Regions from separate parts of the Homo sapiens genome. Here region 2 is linked to region 1. Evidence: chromatin contacts called from ENCODE Hi-C data. All regions are on one chromosome and are shown on one strand. Each heading gives the region's core, a stretch centred on a gene start or an enhancer-like site at or near the end of the contact. The rest is flanking DNA. Distances are from core to core; before and after follow the strand shown.

Evidence for each region. Hi-C counts contacts between places; a loop is a spot of excess contacts on that map. Pooled maps may share reads with other maps.
Region 2: a loop to region 1 is called in a map of sciatic nerve, with 30 times the contacts of the local background. The contact joins two enhancer-like sites. A Hi-C loop is called at or near these places in 2 of 168 maps with a recorded cell type or tissue (heart left ventricle and sciatic nerve) and 2 of 50 pooled maps.

Annotation. Positions count from the first base shown.
Region 1 is chr10:31,153,552-31,159,682 of GRCh38, reverse strand. It overlaps LOC105376481 (a long non-coding RNA gene), which reads right to left. Exons shown (of 3, transcript XR_001747410.3): 3 at 3,754-4,290. Among named protein-coding and RNA genes, the nearest start is that of LINC02664, 31 kb to the left of the region's middle. Within about 2 kb of position 2,107, at least 16 of the 41 ENCODE cell types and tissues checked have a DNase peak (open chromatin) inside an H3K27ac peak, as active enhancers do.
Region 2 is chr10:31,199,452-31,206,194 of GRCh38, reverse strand. All of the region lies in intron 1 of LINC02664 (long intergenic non-protein coding RNA 2664), which reads right to left. Among named protein-coding and RNA genes, the nearest start is that of LINC02664, 15 kb to the right of the region's middle. Within about 2 kb of position 1,877, at least 3 of the 41 ENCODE cell types and tissues checked have a DNase peak (open chromatin) inside an H3K27ac peak, as active enhancers do.

The DNA.
Region 1 (6,131 bases), core at 858-3,357:
GTAATTATGTGAGGTAATGGATATGTTAATTAGCCTGACTATAGTAATCATTTCCCAATACATATGCATATCAAAACATCAAATTATATCTCAATAAAAGCAGTTATTTAATTTTTTAAAACCATGAATTTTGGGGGACACATTCAGTGTATTGCAGTTACTTTTTATGGCAAAATACCCCATCCTTTGTGCATTCCTTGGTCCTGCCTCCATCTCTTTCTTAAGGAGTCTCTTATAAAGTAGCTGTGTATTTCCTTAATCTCTTATGCACAAGAACAAAACAAAACAAGAAACACAAAATAAAATTCTTAAAACCTTCCTAGGGGAGCATAGGTTGTATTCATTCTCCCACCTTGTTTCTCCCCAGTAGGGGAATGTTGATTATCTATTCTGGAAGCCACTGGAAGAAAAGACTCCTAGTTTCCGAGTCAAGAAAATCTCCAAATATCTATTAAGTAACTATATTCAGGTGACCCTGGGGAGATTTAAAGATGGATAAGACATAACTTCTGCCTTTAAGGAGCTTAGAGACTGGGGTGAGAGGAGAAGCAATAGGATACTGATTAATATTTGTAGTAAAAGCCAGAACACTCAACATGCCATAGCGAAGTAAAAAGTGAGGGGAGGTCACATTGAAACAGAAGTTAGGAAAGTCTCCATGCAGAGGGTCCCCCTGAAATGGGCCTGGAGGGTTGCATTTCCCTAAGCAGAGAGTGTATTAATGAAAGCCAAGGCACGACAGCATGAAAGCCCAGGCTATAAAGAAATAAAACCACTTTGGGGGGCCGAGGCGGGTGGATCACGAGGTCAGGAGATCGAGACCATCCTGGCTAACGTGTTGCAACCCCATCTCTACTAAAAATACAAAAAATTAGTTGGGCATGGTGGCACGTGCCTGTAGTCCCAATACTACCGTTTGGGTGTACTTATTTCCCAGCTACTCGGGAAATAAGTAGCTGGAGAATCGCTTGAACCCGGGAGGTGGAGGTTGCAGTGAGCTGAGATCGCGCCACTGCACTCCAGCCTGGCGACAGAGCGAGACTCTATCTCGAAAAAAAAAAAAAAAAAAAAAGGAAAGAAAGAAAACCAGAAAGGAAAACTGGAGCACAGTTTAGAGCAGAGGCCAGCAAATGTTTTCTGTAAAAGGCCAAATAGTATTTTAGGCTTTGAAAGCCATGTGGTCTCTGTCACAATGACTCAACTCAGCTATCATAGCACAAATGCAGCCATAAGCCATACGTAAACAAATGGATGTGGCTATGTTCCAATAAAACTTTATTTATAAAAACAGGCAGTGGGCCAGAACGCACAAATAAAGAAACTATAGACCATGAGAAACCACTGAAGATTTGTGAGCAGGAGGATGATATTATAACATTGCCAATGCTATATATTTGGAAAACTAATCTGACTACCGGGAAATGCTATAATAGAATTGGAGGAAGTGGAGTTCCGTGTGGAAATAACAGCTGGGAGGCTGTTACAATGGTTGGATAAGAGGCCTGAATTACAGTATCGAGGGCAGAAATGAGAAGGCCAAATGTGTAGGATATGGTAACTTGTTGGACGCAGAGACAAATGGAGGGAGCAGAATTAAAGATCACTGCCAATTTGGAGCCTGGGGGATGAGGAAAAATTTGTGAGCAATGTAATAAGGGAGATCTGGGGGGCTGGATGTGCCACCGGATTCTCTTTGTCCTCTGGATGCTCAGCAAATAAAGTCAAGGAAGCCAGCCAGACAGAGTGGTTGGGCCGCTCATGTCAGGTCTCTGAGTCTCTTTTGTGCAGAGGCGTCACCGCACATGTCCGGAGGCCATGTGGGACATGGGGCCGACGTGGGGCTCCAGTGCAGCCCCCACGGCTTCCCAGCAGACAGCACCTGACACTCTCTAAGTCTGGCCAAGCCTGGGCTCCGAGCAAGCGAGGACGAGGATCACTGAGCCGCTAGACATCTAGGAGGCCAGCCAAAGCAGAACAAAACCAGCCCCGCCAGAAGGAGGCTGAGGCTGTGCCAAGTGACCATGGAAGCTGCGTGTGTGGGCCAAATTGCTTTCTAATTACATTGCTCTCCAGACAAGACAAAATTGTGCCTCTTGAAAAGCATGTATGTGCTGTCAGAGTGGATCTAGAGAGGTCAGGCTACGTGGACATCCAGAGCAAGGAGTCATGTTTCAGAATTCATTAACATCTCCTCTGCTAGGAAGGAAGAACTTGGAGAGGAGGCAGGGAGGAGACTGTGACTCAGTGGGACATTAGGGACACCTTCTAAAGAATCGAACACATTTAAATAGAGTAGGTGATTCTGCAAGAAAATGTGCCATTTCATCATGAATAGCTCATCATTTCTCTCTGAAACGTAATGTAATACCCTCCTGGAAAAAATAACATAAAGATTGTTTTTTTGCCTGTGTCCTATAGCAAACATTCTCCCTGCTGCTCTGCATGCTGAGACAATTTAGTCGAAAAGGAGTTGCCTTAGAATTTGCCACATTTATGTTTGACAAAGAGGCAGTTTACTCACTAGTTGCACATTTGCTTTCTGAGATGCAAACGTTCAGGTTTGGCAGATATTGAAAACACTATTTTGATATTTTATGCACTTTCTTGGGACTCTATTTCAGAGGCAGAGCAATAAGGGAAATATTCCTGACTTAGAATTATAAATATAATGCTACCATTTGGGCATATTTATTTCCCAGGCAATCAATCAGGAAATGTTAGGAAATATATTCAGAGTGTTTCAAACATGATTCCAGTTAAATGAGTAATCTTTCCCTTTTCTTTCCATATGTTAGATAATTTTTTAAAAGATGAAATAGTAAAAGAATTAGTAAAATTTAGAATCTTGAACTCAGATTATAAATATAAATACGACAGTCAATTTTTAAAGAAGAAATGGCTTTAATTATGCTGAAATAAATGATGGTAGTAAAACCAAATACTGCTCATTATATTTATATGCACAATATTTAAAATACAACTGGCGATTCTAGGACTTTCTGGCAACTCTTTTGATTTTGTCAAGATAAAGGCTGAACTAGCTGGTATCTAGTCTCTTCAACCAGGTCCCAGGTGGTCCAGACCAAGAAGAGTCATGCACTGTATAACAACATTGCAGTTAATAACAGACACATGAAGGATATTGATCCCATAAAATTATAATACCATTTTTTTTTTGAGACAAGAGTTTCAGTCTTGTTGCCCAGGCTGGAGTACAGTGGCGTGATCCCGGCTCACTGCAACCCTCACCTCCCGGGTTCAAACGATTCTCCTGCCTCAGCCTCCCTAGTAGCTGGGATTACAGGTGCCCACCACCACACCTGGCTAATTTTTTGTATTTTTAGTAGAGATGGGGTTTCGTCATGTTGGTCAGGCTGGTTTTGAACTCCTGGCCTCAAGCAATCCACCTGTCTTGGTTTCCCAAAGTGCTGAGATTACAGGCGTGAGCCACTACACCTGGCCTATAATACCATAGTTTTACTGTATCTTTTTTTTTTTTTTTTGAGACAGGGTCTCACTCTATTGCCCAGGCTGGAGCACAGAGGCAAGATCATGACTCACTGCAGCCTCAGACTCCTGGGCTCAAGGGATCCTCCCACTTTAGCCTCCTCAGTAACTGGGATTACAGGCACAGGCCATTACTCCCAGCTAATTTTTGTATTTTTTGTAGAGACTGCATTTCTCCATGTTGTTCAGGCTGATCTCAAATTCCTGGGCTCAACTGATCTGCCTGCCTCAGCCTCCCAAAGTGCTGGGACTACAGGTGTGAGCCATCACACCTAGTCCTACTGTACCTTTTCTATGTTTAGTTATGCAAATGCTTAGCATTGCATTCCAATTGCCTGCAGTATCCAGGACAGTGATACACTGTATAAGTTTTGTTACCCATACAACGGGTCAGTGCCATCACATGGCAGGTGGCAGTCCAGTGACCACAACCAATGGGGACTTAAGCAATGGGGACTTAAAGGGATTTTATTAGTGGCAACAAATGAGGAGGACATGGGGGATAGTTCTCAAAGGAGTGCCTCCTCCAATCAAAGGTGAAAACAGGCCTTTTGTTGGCCTGGTGAGCTGAGTCACTGTATGTCGAGATGGAGCAAGATATTAATAGCACATGTGCTGTCATTGATCATGCTTCTACATATGTCACATGTATAGAAAATGGCAAATAAGTTACTCTCTGGTCAGGGATTTTAGTACGGTTATGAGGGAAGTTCCAAAGTTCATCTCCAACTCAGGCACCTCTGGATCCAATGGGTTTTTGCTTTTCCAGGGCTGAGCTTCTTCCTGGAATTTTTGGAAACAAGAAGAACTTAAGGTACAACAGGTACTAGTGGGTACTTTTTCACAGTCCATACCCAAAAACCTAGGGACCCTGGGTTAAGTTTGCAGCCTGAGAACAATAGGCTATACCATGTAGCCTAGGCGTGTAGGAAGTTCAACCATGTAGGTTTGTGTAAGTGCACTCCGGTATGTTTGCACAATGATGAAATCACCTAACAGCACATTAAGTGACTTATGACTGCACATCCCCAGCTATTTCAATGGTTTAGGTACATTTATATACACACCATGTGCTCACTGTACTTTTGACCAAAATGATCAAGAAGTTTTTATAAGAAAACTTAGATGTGGGTCTCTTCTACTTCCTTCCCATCAGTGCCATCAAGAAGAGTAGACTGCGGTAAGAGCTTGCCTGGCTAAGTCAGGCAAAGAACGTAGTAAAGAAGAGAAGGAGGGGGAAAGTCAGGTTGGTCTTCTTGCAGAGCCCTTTCTGATAAGAAATTCCTCTTTCTGGACTGTCTAACTAGCTAAATGTTTTTTTGGCCTTTGGAGGATCTGATGGAAAGGGTGGTTGGGTCAAGAGAAGACTGTGCTTCAATATCAGTTCTCCTTGAATGGAGACTGTGGTGGTTTAGGTATGGTTTGTTTGTCTTCACCAAGTCTCATGTTGAAATTTTATCCCCACTGTTGGGGGTGGGGCCTGGTGCGGGGCATTTGGGCCATGGGGGTAGATCCCTCATGAATGGCTTGGTGCCATTCTTGCAGGAGTGAGTGAATTCTTATTCTTAGTTCCTATGAGAAGTGGTTGTTTAAAAGAGCCTGGCATCTCCTCCCCCCCTCTCTTCCTGTCTTTTTTATTTTTTTTGAGACGGAGTCTCGCTCTGTCACCCAGGTTGGAGTGCAGTGGCGCGATCTCAGCTCACTGCAAGCTCTGCCTCCTGGGTTCACGCCATTCTCCTGCCTCAGCCTCCCAAGTAGCTGGGACTATAGGTACCCATCACCACGCCTGGCTACTTTTTTTGTATTTTTAGTAGAGACGGGGTTTCACCACGTTAGCCAGGATGGTCTCGATCTCCTGACCTCGTGATCCGCCCATCTCGGCCTCCCAAAGTGCTGGGATTACAGGCGTGAGCCACTGAGCTCGGCCTCTTCCTGTCTCTTGCCACATGATCTCTACACATCAGGTCCCTTTCACCTCCCCTTCACCCTCTGCCATGAGTGGAAGCAGCCTGAGGCCCTCCCCAGATATAGATGCCAGCACCATGCTTTCTGTACAGCCAGAAGAACTGTAAGTGAAATAAACCTCTTTTCTTTACAAATTGCCCAGCCTCAGGTATTCCTTTATAGCAACACAAATGAACTAAGACGGAGACCCGGGTGGGCCCATGGATTCCTGCCCATGAAGGTGCATCATTGGCGAAGGCTTGAACACCACAGGGCCGAGTCACTGCGCCTATAACCAGGTGAATGAGAACTAGGCCTCACGACGAGGTCAGCTCCTCCCAGTTCTGCTGGGGGTGAGTCAGTGCAGTTCAGGGTGAACCAAACATAAACCCAGCTCTGGGTGCTGCTAGTCTTGGTGCCCAAGGAAGCTTGGGAGGCTAAGCCTCTGCATCGTGGCCTGAGAGGAGCAAAGCAGCCTCTCTCCTTCCAAGATGCCTGGCCCACAGGCAGACTCTGCTGACAGGAGAATCATCAACTGAGAGACTCAGCACTTTGTGGAGTGGGTGAAATTGTCCTCCTTTTCTCTATATGCTCCTTTTAGTGCACTTCCAGGCACCTTCTTCCGTGTCAGGGACCCCAGGACCTCCTGCTTCAACCATCCTTCCCCATCCCCAATATCA
Region 2 (6,743 bases), core at 628-3,127, 47 kb before region 1:
CAAAGCACATCCTTCTCCAGCATGTCACTTTACATACGACACAATTTTTTTTAATTTTATTTTTCCATAAGTTATTGGGGGTACAAGTAGTATTTAGTTACATGAGTAAGTTCTTTAGTGGAGATTTGTGAGAACCTAGTGCACCCATCACCTGAGCAGTATACACTGCACCATATTTGTTATCTTTTATCTCTCGCCCCACTCCCACTCTTCTCCCAAGTCCCCAAAGTCCATTGTATCATTCTTACGCTTTTGCGTCCTCGTAGCTTAGCTTTTGTGTCCTCATGGCTTAGCTCCCACATATCATAAGATGCATAACAAGCATACGATGCTTGGTTTTCCATTCCTGAGTTACTTCACTTAGGATAATAGTCTCTAATCTCATCCAGGTCATTGCAAATGCTGTTAATCCATTCCTTTTTATAGCTGAGTAGTATTCCATCATATATATATATCAGAGTTTCTTTATCCACTCATTGACTGATGGGCATTTGGGTTGGTTCCACGATTTTGCTATTGTGAATTGTGCTGCTATAAACACGCGTGTGCAAGTATCTTTTTCAAATAATGACTTCTTTCATACGACTCAATTTTAAAGGCTGCATTTACAGTTGACATTTTCTTCAGTCATAATTCAAATTTTTCCTCTTCAGCTGTGAGCAAAGGGAAGCATTTGGGCACCACTGCCAACCTATAAGGTCCGAGGAACTCAACTCAAACACTGAGTCATGCATTTCATGGGGAGCATGGGGTGTTTCTCTACATAGACTACACAGAATCCAGGAGTGCCATCTCTCAGAGCCAGACCTGCTTCCCAGGACTCCTTCCTACCTCCCTCGGGAATCGCTCAGAGCGATTTCCTTTTCATATACTTTGGACGTTTTGTCCTGCCCCCAAATCACATGTTGAAATGTGACCTCCAGTTTTGGAGATGAGGCCTAGTGGGAGGTGTTTGGGTTATGGGGGCGGATCCCTCATGAATGGCTTGGTGCCCTCCCCATGGTAATGAGTTAGTTCACGCAGGAGCTAGTTGATTAAAAGCACATAGCATCTCTCTTGCTCCTTCTCTTACCAGGTGATGTACCTGCTCCCCCTTCACCTTCTGCCATAATTGGAAGCTTCCTGAGGCCCTCACCAGAAGCAGATGCCGGCACCATGCTTCTTGTACAGTCTGCAGAACTGTGAGCCAAATAAACCTCTTTTTAAAAATAAACTACCCAGTCTCAAGTATTCCTTTATAGCAATGCAGAAAAGACTAACACACCTTTCTTGGGAGAAGAGGACAGAAACATGAATGCCTTTCATGGACCATGAACCATGTGAGATGCTTTCCAAGTCATTGTCTTACTGTTCATAGAATTGTCTCACTAAATCCTCAGAAGTCTTTTAACCTGGGAGTTAATTATTCCCATTCTACAGACTCAGAAAAGTTAAGCAACTTATCCAAGGTCAAGCAGCTAAGAAGTGGAACCAGGCCCTTTTGGATAACATTTTCATCACACTTGTGGCCTTCTTAAATCTCTATCCCCCAAAATAATTTTGGCATACACACCTGCTCTCTGCCATTTGCCAAACACAAGGTAGGTGCTTAATTATGGCTTTGTTAGTGAATGAATAAATGAATGAATTATATATTTTTTAGTTAACACTCACTTTGCCATAAACTTCTCTGAATTCCCATATCAGGCCATTCAGCTACTCTCCAGTTGTTAGCAACTCTCCCAGATAGTTATCTAGACTGTACAATTCCTTTTGTGCAGGGTTCCAACAAACTTAGACTTTAAGTTTTCCTTTTCCACCCCCGCCTCTCAGTTGAATCTTTTGGGTTAATGCGCTTGGCTCCCACTGATCAAGTCAAAGCTGACAGGATTGCAGACCTGGCGAACCTCCAAATCTCCAGTTCCAGAAATAGATTATGAAATAAGCAAGGGTGTAAGACAGTTATAATCCTGATGCTATTAATACCCAATGAATGGAATTCTTAACACCCGCCATTGTTGGTCAACTATCATGCAGCATCATTCCTGCACTTTAGAATTACAGAAACATTGAAAATAACTTATCCACCATTTAAGATCCCTTGAATTGCTCATAAACACATTGTCTAAGCCCTGGCAAACCTCAGTTTCCCACTATTACGTGTGCTGTATCTACTCTTTCATTCTGAGGGATGGATATAAGTAGTGCAGTGTTTGCTCTGTTCAAGATTCCATAGTTCTGCACCACAAAGTGTTCTCTAAGTCCAGCGTTTCCAAAAACATATGTTTCTACAGAAATTTTTCCTTTACCTCAAAATAAGAGAAAGGGAAAAAATTCTTTCTGCTCATGGCCCAGATTAACCATGAATTGCTAACATTTCCTTGTGAGAGGATGGGAACATGGAATAGTTAAAACTGAAAATAGCTACAATAACCCAGCTATAAATGTATCCTACACTCTTGGGTTTTTGAGGCTTAAAGAAGTTAAAAATGAAAGAGAAAAATTTAACTGGATTAATTTTTCTAGGAGTATGTATTTCCGCACATCCATTAGTAAATATAAGAATGGTATTAGGGTATCCCAATCATTATACAATGTTTATTGGACAGACGTGATTTTCAAATGGTGTTTTAGAATTGAGCTTCTCGCTTTCACCATGGAGAACACAGTGCTTCTTTACCCTGGTAAGCTTCTCCTGAAAAAAGGCAATGTTTTTCACATATATCCAAGAAAACTTTCACTGACAACATCAATAATTAACTTCTATTCCTTATTTTTATCCCCTGAGAAGGGTACATTTAAGGGAAGATTGTCAAAAGACAAAAAGGAAATCTAGGTAGTGGTGACATCACAGGACTCTAGGACTTCCCTAGAGAAGATGCCTCTTGAGGTTTGAAACACATTAGGTAGACTAACTCCCAAGATCAAACTTATCAATATTTGATAAGTGCTGAAGCTGACACACACAAAGCTAGGAGAAGCTCATCTTGCCTTCCTGGCTGCAAAACAATGACAGCAAAGATCTACAGTCAAGCTATGATCCATTTGAGTGTGTGTTCAACTTTACTTAAATTCATTCATTCATTTATTTTTTCTTTTATTGATTCAACAAACTTATTAAATGCTACACAGGGCACTTTCCTAGGTGCTGGAGGTATAGCCAGGAACAAAAAAACTCCCTGCCTCAATGGCATTTATATTTTAGTTGGTGAGGGAAATAATTATGCATGCATATGTAGACAGACACACATATAAATACACACATGCATATATATACTGTATGTATCCATACATACATTTAATATACGTATATAATATATTACATAATTATTATATATTACATCAATATATTATATACAGCCACGGCTCACTTAATGATGAAGATATGTTCTGAGAAATGCATCATTAGGCCATTTTGTCATTGTGCGAACATCACAGAGTGCACACAAACCTAGATGGTCTAGCTTACTACACATCTAGGCTGTGTGGTGTAGCCCATAGCTTCCAGGCTGCATACCTGTACAGCATGTAGCTGTCCTAAACGCCATTAGGCAACTGGAACACAATGGTAAATATTTGTGTATCTAGGCATATGTAAACATAGACAAGGTACAGGAAAATAATGATATAAGAATCTTATGGAACTAATGTCCTATATGTGCCCGTCCTTGACCAGAATGTCATTATGGGGCATAGGACTGTACTAGTATATAATGTATTATATGTAACTGAATAATATTACATATATAAAACTCAGATAATGATACATGCCATGGAAAAAATATAAGGTAAAGCGAAGAAGCAGGGGTGGGGCAGAGCAGGAGGTGCTTTTTCTTTGTGTTGGAGGGTGTCAGGAACACCACCTTGATCAGAAATCTGGAAGGAGAAGGGAACAAGCCACACCAGCCTCTGGGGAAGACTGTTCTAGGCAGAGGGCACAGTCAGTGGACAGAGGCTCTGAGGGAGAAAGGTGCTTGGTGAGTTTGAGAAGCCGCCAGGAGGTCCGAGGCTAGAGCAGAGTGAGCCCAGGGCGTGTCTGCAGATGAGGGCAGGGGCCTCAGGCCATTTTTTACAGCACTTGAAGGCCCCTGAGAGAAGTCTGGCTTTTACCTGAGTGAGCTGAGAGGTGATTAGAGTGTGATTAGCTGAGGAGCAACTTAATCTGACTCACTAAAACCAAAATGAAACAGAAATCTTCCACTGCCCAGTAGAAAATAGACTGCACGTTCCCAAAGGCAGGAGATGGGAACCCAGTTAGAGACATTTTGCAAAAATCCAGACCAAAGATGGTATCTGGTGCTACCAATAGGTCAGGTAAGATGAGGGCTGGAAACTGATGACTGGATTTAGCCTTGGGGGACCCTTGGTGACTTGGACAACAGCAGTTTCAGGGGAGAGGAGAGGACAAAAACCCTACTGGAGTGAGTTCAAGAGAAAATGGGAGGAGGAGAGGGGTGCAGACATCTCTCAGGGGGCAGAGGAGTAGGGCAGGGACAGAGGGGGATGTGGGGCCCAGAGATGGTTCTTCTAAGACAGGAGAAATAGCAGGATGTCTGTATGCCAATGAGAGTGATCCAGTGGAGAGTGAGAAAAGTGTTTTCATGGGACCAAAGGAGACAGAAGCAGGAGATGTGACTGGTGAGTCTTCCCTGCAACGGGGGGGCGGAACTTCCATAGATGCCCTCACCAGTGGTTCACAGCTATGGGAGGGAAGACGTGTAGGTGGGTGAGCGGGTGTGTAGGGTCGTGGGGATTTAAGGAAGTCTTCTTCTGATCATCTGTTTTCTCAATGGAATAAGAAATAAGGTTACATACACACAAAATCAGCAGAGAGTGAAGACAGAGAAAAAGAATTTGGTTATTTCCAGAGAGAAGACAATTTGTGAAATAGTCTCCTAGGAAAGTTAGAGAGGGAAGGATCATGAAATCCCAGCAAGAACTTCCTGGCACACTAAGATCCCACGTGATATTAGAGTCAGGGACTGAAAGTGAGACCAATCAGATTGGCTGTGTGTTGTTTTCAACCATGTTCAACTAGCAGATTCAAGTACAAGATAGGAAGAGGGTTGGATTTAATTGAATTACTCTGCAGTTGAGAGCTGCAGGTGAGTGATTCCAGCACTTGGTCATCGAATCTGAGCTGCTCAAGTAGGAAAAACAGAGGGGAGTCGAATGAGAGGCAGTAAAAAGGTTATAGGATCAATGGATTGCAGGAGTTAGTGGGATCAAAATGTTATCAGAGTTGGGTACTAGAGGAAGTAAATTGCAAAAATAGAGTGGGTTGCATGAAGGCAACCTTGGCCTCATCTGCTAATGAAAGGAAGGTGTATGTGTTTCCTCCTGCTGCTGTAATGGATTATCATAATTTATTGGCTTAAAACAACACAAATGTGTGATTTGTAGTTCTAGAGATCAGAATTCTGAAATGGATTTCACTGGGCTGTAATAAAGATGTTGACATGGCTTTGTTCCTTTCTGGATATTCTAGGAAGAATCCATTTCCTGGTCCTTTCCAGGACATAGAAGCCAACCACATTCTTTGGCTCATGGCCGTCTTCCTCCATCTGCAAATCCAGTGATAGCGGGTAGAGTTATCCAGAACAGCCTTCTGACCTCCATTTCTGCCTTCCATATTTAAGGACCTTTGTGATTACACTGGGGCCACCTGAATAATACAGCATAGTCTCCTTACTTAAGGTCAGCTGATTAGCAACCTTAATTCCATCTGCAACCTCAATTTCCCTTTGCCATGTAATGTAACATTTTCACAGATTCTAGGGATTAGAAAGTAGACATCTTTGGTGAGGGTTGGAGGGGGGGTCCGTTATTCTGCCTACAACAGAAGGATTGTAGTTATTGGTAAAGACAAGGTCTAGGTTTGACCATGGGAGGTGGTGGCTAAAGTGGAGTGGAGGACAAGATCACTGGAAAAGTGAAGGTCCAGGAATAAGGAGCCAGGATATTAGAAGCAGCATCTGCAAGAATATTGCAGCCACCAAGAATTATAGTAGGAAGAGTACTGGGGACAATGGTAATTAATGAGGACTTAAAGTTGCCAAAGAATGGAGAGTAATGAACAGGGGATAAAGACATTTTTATTAACAAACTATTGGGTGAGAGGTGGTATTGGAGATCAATGCTGCTGAAGTCAGTCAAGGGAGAAGACGTTTTCCAAGTTCTGCTGCTCTAGAATAAGATTCAGGAAAGGTAATAAAAATGATGGGGAATTCTGGAAGTGCAGAATTTCCTTATCGCATCTCTCAACATGGGCTATCATATCCATAAGGTATTGTTTTTAACTTTTCAAAACTTTGACACATCTATTATCTTCATATATGTTCATTACATCTGTGAGATGGAAATAGAAAAGTTTTTGTCCCTCTTCCATGGTTTGGAAAATAAGATGTTAATTGATGGCAAATAAGTGAAAACATTAGATCTGTCCTGTGCCCATTTAATTACTCAGCTGAGTTATTGAAGATATTGTGAAGAATATAATGAAGCATATCATATAATTACATTCCTCCAGGAGACTAGACTCTTGGGTCAAAAATCCCTTTGAGAATCTGATAACAATAATGAATTTTGCCCCTAAAAAGGCACATTGGTGCATACACAAAATTTTACATATAATTTTATGATATAACCAATTTCCCTAAAGTCCCAAGGGAGTCTACACCTCTCAGAATCAGAACCTCTTGTCTGAATGTTGAGGTAAAACTACAGTTGACCCTTGAATAACACTGGGGTTAGGGGCACTGAGT